Linked DNA regions of Homo sapiens: region 2 is linked to region 1. Evidence: read pairs that join two places in POLR2A ChIA-PET (ENCODE). Cell type or tissue: A673. All regions are shown on one strand. Each heading gives the region's core, and the rest is flanking DNA. Links, peaks and the distances in the headings are about the cores only.

Region 1 (5,183 bases), core at 1,000-3,499:
AAAGAAATAAATTCTTTTGTCTTGTCTTCCTTAAGTTTCACCTCCCTGCCTACATGTTCTAGGTATTCAGTAGTCATTTGTTGTTAATCATGATAATGACAATGGTGTCCATTTGCAGCTCAACTTGTAAGTTTATTTTTCCTTTTAAAGCAGCAATATGGTGCTTTTTTAATAATAGAGAGCATATTATCTTTCTGAAAGACACTTATAGTCATTCAGGTTGAGAAGTGCACACAGGCACAACATTCCAAAGTTATAACTTTTACTGTAGCTATCATAGCCTTGTATATTTAGGACAACAACTGAAGTAAAGGGTCTTGAGAAAAGGACAGCATTTTATAATTAACACATAGCTACCATATGAGCTAGGGACTATTCTTTCCCCTAAGTATCAAAGAGCTCTCTAATTTGGTCCTCAAATTTTAGTTTTAAGAACCACCTGAGCTCTTTATTTCATTCATACATTCTTTAAAAATATATCACGGTCATTATTTATTTATTTCATTTTTTTTTTAATTTTTGTTTTTGACAGGGTCTTGTTCTCTGTGGCCCAGGCTGGAATGCAATGGCATGATCATGGCTTACTGTAACCTCAAACTCTTAAGCTCAAGCAATCCTCCCGCCTTAGCCTACTGAGTAGCTGAGATTACAGGTGTGTGCCACCACACTAGGCTCTAAGGCTCATTATTTAGTTAGAAATAAAAAAGGCATGACATCAAGGACCTGTAGGCCTCTTCTTTCCTTAAACAACCATCTACTAATATATGCAAAGCATGGTATTAGTTATCCTCCTGGGAAGAACCAAAATAAGATTACAGAAGTATATCAGACCTAGTCCTCATCTTCTGAAAGTTGACATTCTAACTTATGAAATAACACAAAAGCAAATGGTTACAGTACAAAGTGATGAGAGCTGTAACTGCTGCCCGTCCAAAATGCTGAGGAAATACCAAGAAGGAAGCAACTAACTCTACCTTAGGGATTAGGAGAGAGCCTCAGTGAGGAAGTCAGGATTGGGACTTCCCAGGCAAAGAAGAGAGGGAATGCTTCCCAGTAAAAGGAAATAGCACATGCCTGTTTCAGGGAAGTAAATAATTCTGCTAGAAAATATTAACTGAGTCTGTAACTTGGGGTACAGAAGTGTGGAGAAGACAGATAAAGCAAATCTGGTAAGACTGGCTGGAGTCTGGTAAGATTATGGAAACTTGTTTGTCAGGACTTAGAACTTGATTTTAAATGAATATGAAGGAGAGAAATGCAACTGTGTAAAGAAGAAACTTCAGATGGTGTTGGGAAGATCTGAGGCACTCTACCAGCTGAGTATTAAAACTGTCTATTTGGCAGCACTGTAGAGGTGGGTTGGAGGAAAGCAAAGGACAAGTAAAGGGCTAGTCCAGGTAGGACTAGGACAAACCTAACTTCAGGAATCTCTTAGCCATCTCTGACCTTGCAGGACATCATGGAAAAGCTCTAATCATCTTGACAAGAGTCTAATTCTAAGACTCCTGTTGTCTCCACAGCACCAAGCAGCTTGTGGTAACAAGTTTCTGTATGCCACCCACTTCTGAGGTCAAAAAAGAATGAAGGTGTTTATTTACAGTCCCTTCATTATTGCCTCTGATAGAATTGTGCTTCTTTCTTTCAGAGCATTTTTTTAAATTTGGAATTATTCTTTCATAAGTATGATTATTTGATAAATGTCTGATGAATCTCACTAGATTATAATCTTCAAAATATTAAAAGTGGTGCCTGTATTTTGCTCATCACTGTCTCTGGAGGCTAGCAGAGAATCTAGCATATAGTAGACAATCAATAAATGTTTGCTGAAGAAACATTGACTAAAATATTGAGAAAGTTGATGTAATAGCATGCTACTTAGAAAAATGTTTAGTGGTTTTTTTTGAAATGATAAAATATTCAATTCGTGATTTACTGTTTACTAGATAATTTTTTTGCTGTTTATAGCCAAATTTTCTCTTCAATATTGCATGTGTACACTAACTTTGTACCTATTAAATTTCAGGTCTGAAATCCACTTAAATTGGGAAGTAATTTGACCAAATTATTTAATTCTCTGGACTTTATATCCCAAGATAAAGTAATATCTTCTGTAACTAAAGGGGACTTTTTTAACCTAAGGCAAACAATTTTTCAATCATGACTTTACATTTGATGAGATTCCATTGAGAAACTCTATGCATGTCCTACTTCTAACAGGCACACACAAAAAGAGACAGTCAAAGCACTTCATTAAAGGCAGAAAGATTAAGGCAAAAGATTACACAACAAAACCACCCACATTCAGTTTTGCAAGTCTAATAGTCATCCTGAATCATCACCCTAGAGCGGCCTGTATTCCGTTCCAACTCGTGGCTTCAGCTTACCATTCAAGATGCAAGAAAGTAAAATATTAATATTGGTGACCAAAAAAGCAGGTGTGTTTCTCTTTCCTTAGATACTCTTAGCCCTGGAGGCAGCAATTGTTTCTTGATTTTTAGTTAGTAAATATACATCTCTTGGGAGGTAATTAAAGAACAAGCACATATTTTAAAATCACCAAAGAATAATACTTGATCGTATTTCTGGCAACCGAATCACTGACTTAAGAATCTCAGAAACTAGTTTTTAAATAAGCTTTACCCAGCCCTGGCTCAGCCCCATAACAATATCCTCCAGTTATTCATCCTTTCCTTTATCAGGCTCTTCTCTCAAACTACCCTATTTTTCTCTTCTTGTACATTTGTTCATGTTGTGTTCTTAACCTAAAGCAATGTCCTTCTCCTGGCAAAGTGTGTGCTCCAATGCTAGCCTACCATGTTCTCCCTCATCATTCTAGGAAAACTGTATTATTCCTTTGTCTGCTTCCCTACAGCATGTGGTTTATGCACCTGTTACACAGTTTTCTTCCTCTCTCCTATTCCAGTTATTTGACTGCAAGACCTGTTAAGTCAGGAAATATGGAATTCATCCTTATAGGCCTACTTAGAGACTAATTTGATGCCCCAAATAATGTAGGCAAGTGATAATAAATAATGAGTGAATGAACTTCATAAAATACTAGAGAATCTTTATAATAATAGATACAGGTACAGTAAGACAATTAACTAAAATAAAAAAGTTTGTTATAAAACTAAGAAACAAGGTCAAGGTCAATATAATTGTTGTACTTAAATGTTAAACGTAACATGAAACTTCCAGGAAACCAATGAAAAAAATATATAACTAATGGATCACATATTTCTCATGACTTAATGAGGAGTAATGGGAAACTAAAAATAGAACAGTTGTTACAAGGATTGAAATTTATCCTCACATTAGCACAATTCCTTATAGAATTGAAATGTTATACCCTATTCTAACTTTGAGCTTAAAAAGGAATACGAAGATGTTACAATCTTTTTTACACAATGTCAAGCATTCAATCCAAAATGATTAGCTATTTCCGAATAAGACAAAATGACCAAAAGGGGAAAAAAAATAACACTAGAAATCACTGAACAGGTGAAATGTATACAGAAAAAAAAATTTTTTTCAGAACTGACTAAAGAAATTAATTCACAGATTTAAAAAGCTCTGTGTGTCTTCAAAGGAAATGATGAAATACAGAATATAACAAAATGCTAATGCTAAACTATTGAAAAACAAAATTCACAAACAAAACCTATATGCCAGTTGAAAACATTTTTTTAAATGAACATAAAATAATTTTCAGAAAAATAATGAGAAAATTTAGTGGCAGCAGACATGTACTAAAAGATATGCTAAAGAATATTCTTTGGGCAGAAAGAAAGTTATCCTAGACAGAAATGCAAGAAGAAAATCAATCCAGGCAAAAATTTAAGTAGAAATAAAATCACTGGAAAGAATAAACATATAAGGAAACAGAAATGAATACTGATAGTATAAAATGACAATGGTAATACAACATGGGGTTTAAAATGCAGGCATAATTAAAATACTTGACAATAATACAAAAAAGCCTGAGTGGGGTAAATGAAATTGAAGAGTCCTCAAGTGCTCACATTTCCTAAGAAATGAACAAAATATTAATTAAGAGTACATGCTAATAATTTAAGGCTTTCTGTTGTAATTTTTAGTGTAATCACTAAAATAAGAGAAAAATAATTTCTAGCTAATAAGCTAATAGATGGCAAAATGGAATGATAGTTGAAAAAATAATCAATTAAAAAGAAGGCAACAAAAGAGAAAAAAAGAACAGTTGGGATAAACAAAAAAAATAGCAATACGGTAGATTTAAATTAAAAAAAATCAGTGATAAATTGCCTGTAAATAGACTACAAGTTTCAGATTTGATAAAAATAAAAATGCACATTCAATTTATGAGTCATTTCTTAAACAAATATGTAGAGAGGTTAAAAATAAAAGAATGGGAAAAAGAATATACTATGCAAATATTAACCAAAATTCACTTGGGAAACTAATAAAGTAGGCTTTAAAGTGAAAAGCATTATTATAAATAATAAGAAAAATTGTAACAATTACAAATCTGTCTTCACCTAATAACATCGTCTCAATATATAAACATGTATAATGTGGCACAACTGCAGTCATAATGAGAGATTTACAACTTTCAGTAACTCATAGGACAAGCAGACAAAAGTCAGAACAAATATAGTAGGTTTGAACTAAATAATTAACAAATATTGATTCAAAGTTTAAAAAAATAGAGTGTGTTCAACAGAAAAATATACTACATGGTATTTTTATAAAAATAATGGCCGGGCATGGTGGCTCACACCTCTAATCTCAGAACTTTGGGAGGTCAAGGCGGGTGGATCACTTGAGGTCAGGAGTTTGAGACCAGCCTGGCCAACAGAGCAAAACCCCACCTCTACTAAAAATACAAAAATTAGCCAGGCATGGTGGCCGGTGCCTGTAGTCCCAGCTACTTGGGAGCAATTCAAGCATGAGAATTGCTTGAACCTGGGAGACTGCATGAGCTGAGATTACGCCATGGCACTCCAGCCTGGGCAAAAGAGCAAGACTCTGTCTCAAATAAATAAATAAATAAATAAAATAAAATAAAATAAAATTTGAATGTTTGGATGTTAACTATAAACTCCTAAAATAATTGATGAACCAATGAATAAATTGCAGTGTAAATTGCAAAATATTTTGGATGACTTCTAAAGAAAAATATGGAGGTCAAGCTCATGCTTGTA
Region 2 (5,183 bases), core at 1,463-3,962, 160 kb after region 1:
AGTTATTGGGTCTTAAAACTGCTAGATTTGGTAAATCAGGCTTACTCTAAATCTTTAGTGATATCAAAACTGAACAGTTACTAAGGAGCTGGCAAAAATACATAGAGTAAATCTATGTAGGAGATTTGTTTTCTTTGAAAAACTACTGCTTGCTCAGTTCATTCCTGGATGAAGGTGGACGAGTAGACAGAGCTGTTTCCTAAAAGCTGAAGTTGCGATTTCCTGAGGGAGAAGGCTTATCACTTAAAAGAGTTACCGATTTTTCTCGGTAAAATGACAGCTATTTGTTGATCTACATAATGTGTTTTCTTCTTCGGCAATAATTTTCAGCTTCTCTACATATAGATGCTTTTGCACACAAGAAATTCAAACCAATATATAATTTATAAGACTTTTACAAAAAAATTGCAAATACAAAAAAGAGAACAATCACATTTAATATCCTATTACAACCAACTAAACGTTTGCTATCGATACCATCCCATGTTTGGTAGTACACTGAAAAACCACAGAAAAAATGTTTTATATGAGTGAGGTCAGTATTTTCACAGGCGGCACCTTAGCTCATTCTAACAAAAATTCTGGTATATTAATCCAAGAGAGCCTCACCTATCTGTGCCTTTCACATGGTAAAGTTCAATAAATACTTGGGTAATTAAGGATTAAATATCTATAGGCTCAGCTCCAGACCCTAGAGTGTCTTCTGAATAAACCATACCAAGAAGAAAAAATCTATGATGACACAGTCTTGGTTTCTCTACTGGGACATTGCTAAGATGTGGGTTTCCAATAAAAGGATATTGCTACCTTCAATATGAGGCCTAGTTAACTGACCAACCCCACTGAGTAAGCATCTTTTGACATTTCACTGATTTCAGGACTAGAAAAAATGGAAAGTTCACAGTCCCTAGAAATCTTCTTCTAGTCTCAGTGTAAATCTTATATATTTGATGGGATGTTTCAAACTTCTCCCATAAATGAATCTCCTCTTCACCTCCTCTCCAGCCAAACAGAACTTCTCTGTAAGATTTACAGCATGTTTACCTTTTCTTCTTTTCCCAGTCCTCCTCATGTTTATCTCTGTGTGTTAAAATTCTACCCATATCCTTAGCAACCAAGATGCTGAAGGACACCAACTTTCAGAGGGCCAGTCAAAGAACCAACAAACAAATAGAGAGAAAATGTCCAGTTAAATAGAAGGAAATCTAGCGAGGGTGGGAAGAAATGTCTGGAGAAGAAAGGGTTTCAAGATGCAAGGTCATGAAAGTGAAATAGTGCTAACAGGCCAAGAAAGCTGATGGCCAGTAACTGACCATTGGCTCTAGCAAGGGGTAGACAACTGGAAACATTTATGAGTGACATTTCAGAGCAGTGGTGTAGATGGAAATCCAATTAGCATGGATTGTGGAGAAAATTGGGGGTAAAGCTAGCCAGCAGGTAAAGCCAGCAAGTGTAGACAAGTTTTTTTTTTTTTTCTTCTTCTTCTTTTTAAGTTGTGGTAACGGAGAAGTGAGGTGAAAGGTGGTTTACTTGTTTTAAGATGCATGCATGAAGGCTGTGCTGATGGCAATCACGTGGTGGCTATGGAGAAACTGATGACATAGGAAAACAGAAAAAAAGGATAGTTCCAAGCATGAAGTCCTTATGAAGGCTAGCGGAAATAGGTCAGATCCAGGGATTTAGTCAAAAATGTTGAACTTGCATTGTTCTTACATAGAGATTTATTATTATTGTTATCATTATTATTATTTACTATTGAGAGAGGAAGAGAAGCAGATTTTGGCTCAGTGCATTGGAGGAATTGGTGGTAAGAGGATAGGATTATCCTCATCTGATCTATCTTGTTTTCTTAGAAGTCATAGTACATAGGAAGATACAGAAGGGGTTCTAGTAAGCATCAGGTTCAACTTTCTTGCCTTGCATTTGGGGTAACCGAGTCACAGGAATATCAAGTCAGTTCCTGAAGTCATAAAAATGTGAAAGTGTCCTTCATGAGGGTATCCAGGGTCATCTAGCCATGAAGCTTCCTCTCATCTTTTCCAGCATTATAGTCATAGTGCTGTAATCAAGAGCACACGGTCCAAGGAGGGAGTGGTCACAGTTCCATCAAAGAGGCAACGACTTACAAGACAAAACATTTTGACTATCTATATGTAGCCAATTCCCCTTCTCACATTAAAGTTCTTATTACTAACAATCCATATGAACAGCCATCATTCTCAAAAAAGCTATCTTCAGTTAAACAACACATTGTCTGCCTGAAACGGGAATTTCCATGACCTCAAACTTGCCTTACATTCCAGCCCCTTGCTACAGCTTCCATTTTCACGCTTATGCATTGCTCACACTTCATTAACTCCTGTTCATTGAGAAAAAATGTTGTTCTTTTAGCTGACCCGACCAGAACATCATAATCATATTACATGTAGGCTGCACACAGTCTTTTTAAATGACTTAAAGCAGAATAAATTAAATGAAGGAAAACAATTTATTAGAACAATTTTAATGAGTAAAATAATTTTGGCTTTTTTCCGGATTATAAAACACTTTCCACTAGCTTCTAAGATATTCATCAAATGTGAAGTATCTAATTTTCTCAATAAATACTATCATGTTACAGGATGACATGTTTGCATTGAAACTGATGAACTAAGCAAATCCCTGTGACATTGACTTTAGCTATTACGGTTTGCTTCAGGCACTCAGATAGTATCCAAATATTTACTAGGTAAATGTTGAAATAAATACCCTTCAAAGGGCCTACATTAATTTTGAAATGTCTTATTACAAGCCACAATAAACAGACTTTTCAATGCCAGTCCTTAAAAAGAATCTGTCACCTAGAATAAATATTGAATTAAAACTTAAAATATGTTTAAGTTCTTTCCTGGCAAATCAGTTAAATCCACTCGTAGTTCTAGAAACATGTAAATCCAATCAGCTTCCATACTAATTCTGAATAACATTAATCACTAAGCAAATATTAGTTAATAGCCACTATAAACAGTAGCAGAAAAGTTAAAAATAAGGCAATTAATTGTATTCCAAATCATTCCAATGAAGAATGTAAAAGCACAATTGTGCTGTTTTACTCCTTTCCATTTGAGGAAAGATCATAGTCACCAACTTATTGTGCTATTCATGGGTTTTTCCTAGGCACATACATATTGAAATCAAAAAGAAAAAGCTGCAGATGTTAAAGAGTCATTTGAGAGTGATGAAAAAGAACATTTCTTTTTAGTATCTAGGATTCACGTCAAATTAGTTCTGGTAAGTCTGTTGATCTCAGCTATGATTATAGGTGATCAATAATTGAAAGGACAATGAGGAACTGGGAACAGTACCTGCATACCTATCTATAAACAAATCTAACATAGCAATAAGAAAAATACTTCAATAAAATGGACAAAAGACATAAACAATGAGCAAGAAACATTTAAAATTTTTTATACTGATAATAAAAAATGCATATTAAAACAAGATGAAGGGTTTTTTTTTTTTTTTTTTTTGAGGCAGAGTTTCGCTCTTGTTGCCCCGGCTGGAGTGCAGTGGCGCCATCTCGGCTCACCGCAACCTCCACCTCCCAGGTTCTCCTTTCTCAGCTTTCTGCATAGCTGGGATTACAGGCATGATTACAGTGATTCTCCTGTCTCAGCTTTCTGCGTAACTGGGATTACAGGCATGTGCCACCACGCTTGGCTAATTTTTTGAATTTTTAGTAGAGACGGGGTTTGACCATGTTGGCCAGGCTGGTCTTGAACTCCTGACCTTAGGTGATCTGCCCACCTCGGCCTCCCAAAGTACTGGAATTACAGGCATGAGCCACCATGCCCGGTCAAGATGAAGTTTTAATCCATTAAACTTTAAGTCTCTTTTATTTAAAGTATAATTTAGAGCATTGGCAGTGGCTCTAGGAATCAGACAATCTCGTCCACTGATGTTGAATTAGAGTATTAAGTGGTACCAACTTTCTAAAGGATGATTTAGCAATATATATCAAATATATTAAAGTGTGTTTGCTATTTAATCCAGCAATTCTACTTCTAAGGATGTACTTAAAAATTTTAAAAAACTAATATTCAGATACAACAGTGACCATCAAGCAATATTTATTAGTGCAAAACTGCACACAAATAACTAAAAATCAGTATTTATTAAATAGATGCCAATATGCTCATATAACAGTTATACTACAGCTATTCAAAAATTTTGTAAGTATCATTTTATTTTTTAATTAATAAAAGTTACTAAACAACATGCACAATATAATTCAAACAACTGTTTAAATTTATATGTACATGTGGCATATGTGCATTTCAAATGTTATACTGGAAAATGTTATCCATGATTAGTTCTGGATGATGATGTTGAATACTGATTTCTGAGATTTGTTATCTATACTTTGCTTCTCTATATTTTGCAAATTATCTACCATGAACATAAATTATTCCAGAGAAAGTAAATATCATTCTTAAATCACTATTGTAACAGTCTGGTATCAGAGTATCATATCTCCTGTACCATTTTAACTGCATTCATATCACTTTAAAAATCACAAAGTCACGTGGTATAAAAGAGGTAATAGAAACAGTAGTTTGTGATCAATGTGGTGAAAATATTTATTATCAGAATTTGGCACTAAAGAACAGATACACCTAATTTGGAATTTTAGTCTTCATTAAATGGATGCTCACCTTGTGATTTCTAATCAATGTGCTTTTCTGTGTGTCTGTTATACTTCAATTAAAAAGATTACAAGTAACTCCAGCCTGTTATTTCCTAGATTCACAGCAAAGCTGGCAGGAAACCCAAGAGGTCATTTCCAACCTCTCATCCCATTTCTTCAGTTCCACAGATAAGAAGTGCTGTGATCCTTGAGTATCATTCCATTGCCACGCAGCCCTGATAAAAGCCCTCTTCCTCAAAATGAGCCATAAACAATCTGCTTGTTTTCAGCTTCCGGGCGATTCTGAGCTAATCAGTTACAGGCATGCTTGAGCATAGATGGTAAGAGGGTCATTAACCACCAAGGCCTAGAGTACATCCTGTCATTTGGCCTGGGAACTGTGGCTGCCACAGCAGCTCTGGTGGGCATGATTGAAGGTCGCTGACAGCAGTGTGCCCAGAAACTGCAGTGTGGTCAAGGATCATAGGCTGAGTGTAAATAGTAGGGCCAGAATTTC

What was found. ChIA-PET counts read pairs that join two places held together with the same protein. Peaks named below come from ENCODE experiments on the same cell type or tissue, not always from the same donor. Only the 100,000 strongest peaks of a DNase experiment are listed, where the experiment ranks them.
Region 2: POLR2A ChIA-PET joins it to region 1 with 14 read pairs; 2 of 35 experiments call an interaction of 5 or more read pairs at or near these places.

The regions. Positions count from the first base shown.
Region 1 is chr3:189,912,698-189,917,880 of GRCh38, forward strand. No RefSeq gene overlaps it. Among named protein-coding and RNA genes, the nearest start is that of MIR944, 85 kb to the left of the region's middle. In A673, for the core only: no CTCF peak of the experiment used is centred there; a DNase peak (open chromatin) is centred at 2,304; H3K27ac peaks cover 430 bases.
Region 2 is chr3:190,068,490-190,073,672 of GRCh38, forward strand. The region is part of intron 1 of P3H2 (prolyl 3-hydroxylase 2); the gene reads right to left. Among named protein-coding and RNA genes, the nearest start is that of P3H2, 50 kb to the right of the region's middle. In A673, for the core only: no CTCF peak of the experiment used is centred there; no DNase peak of the experiment used is centred there.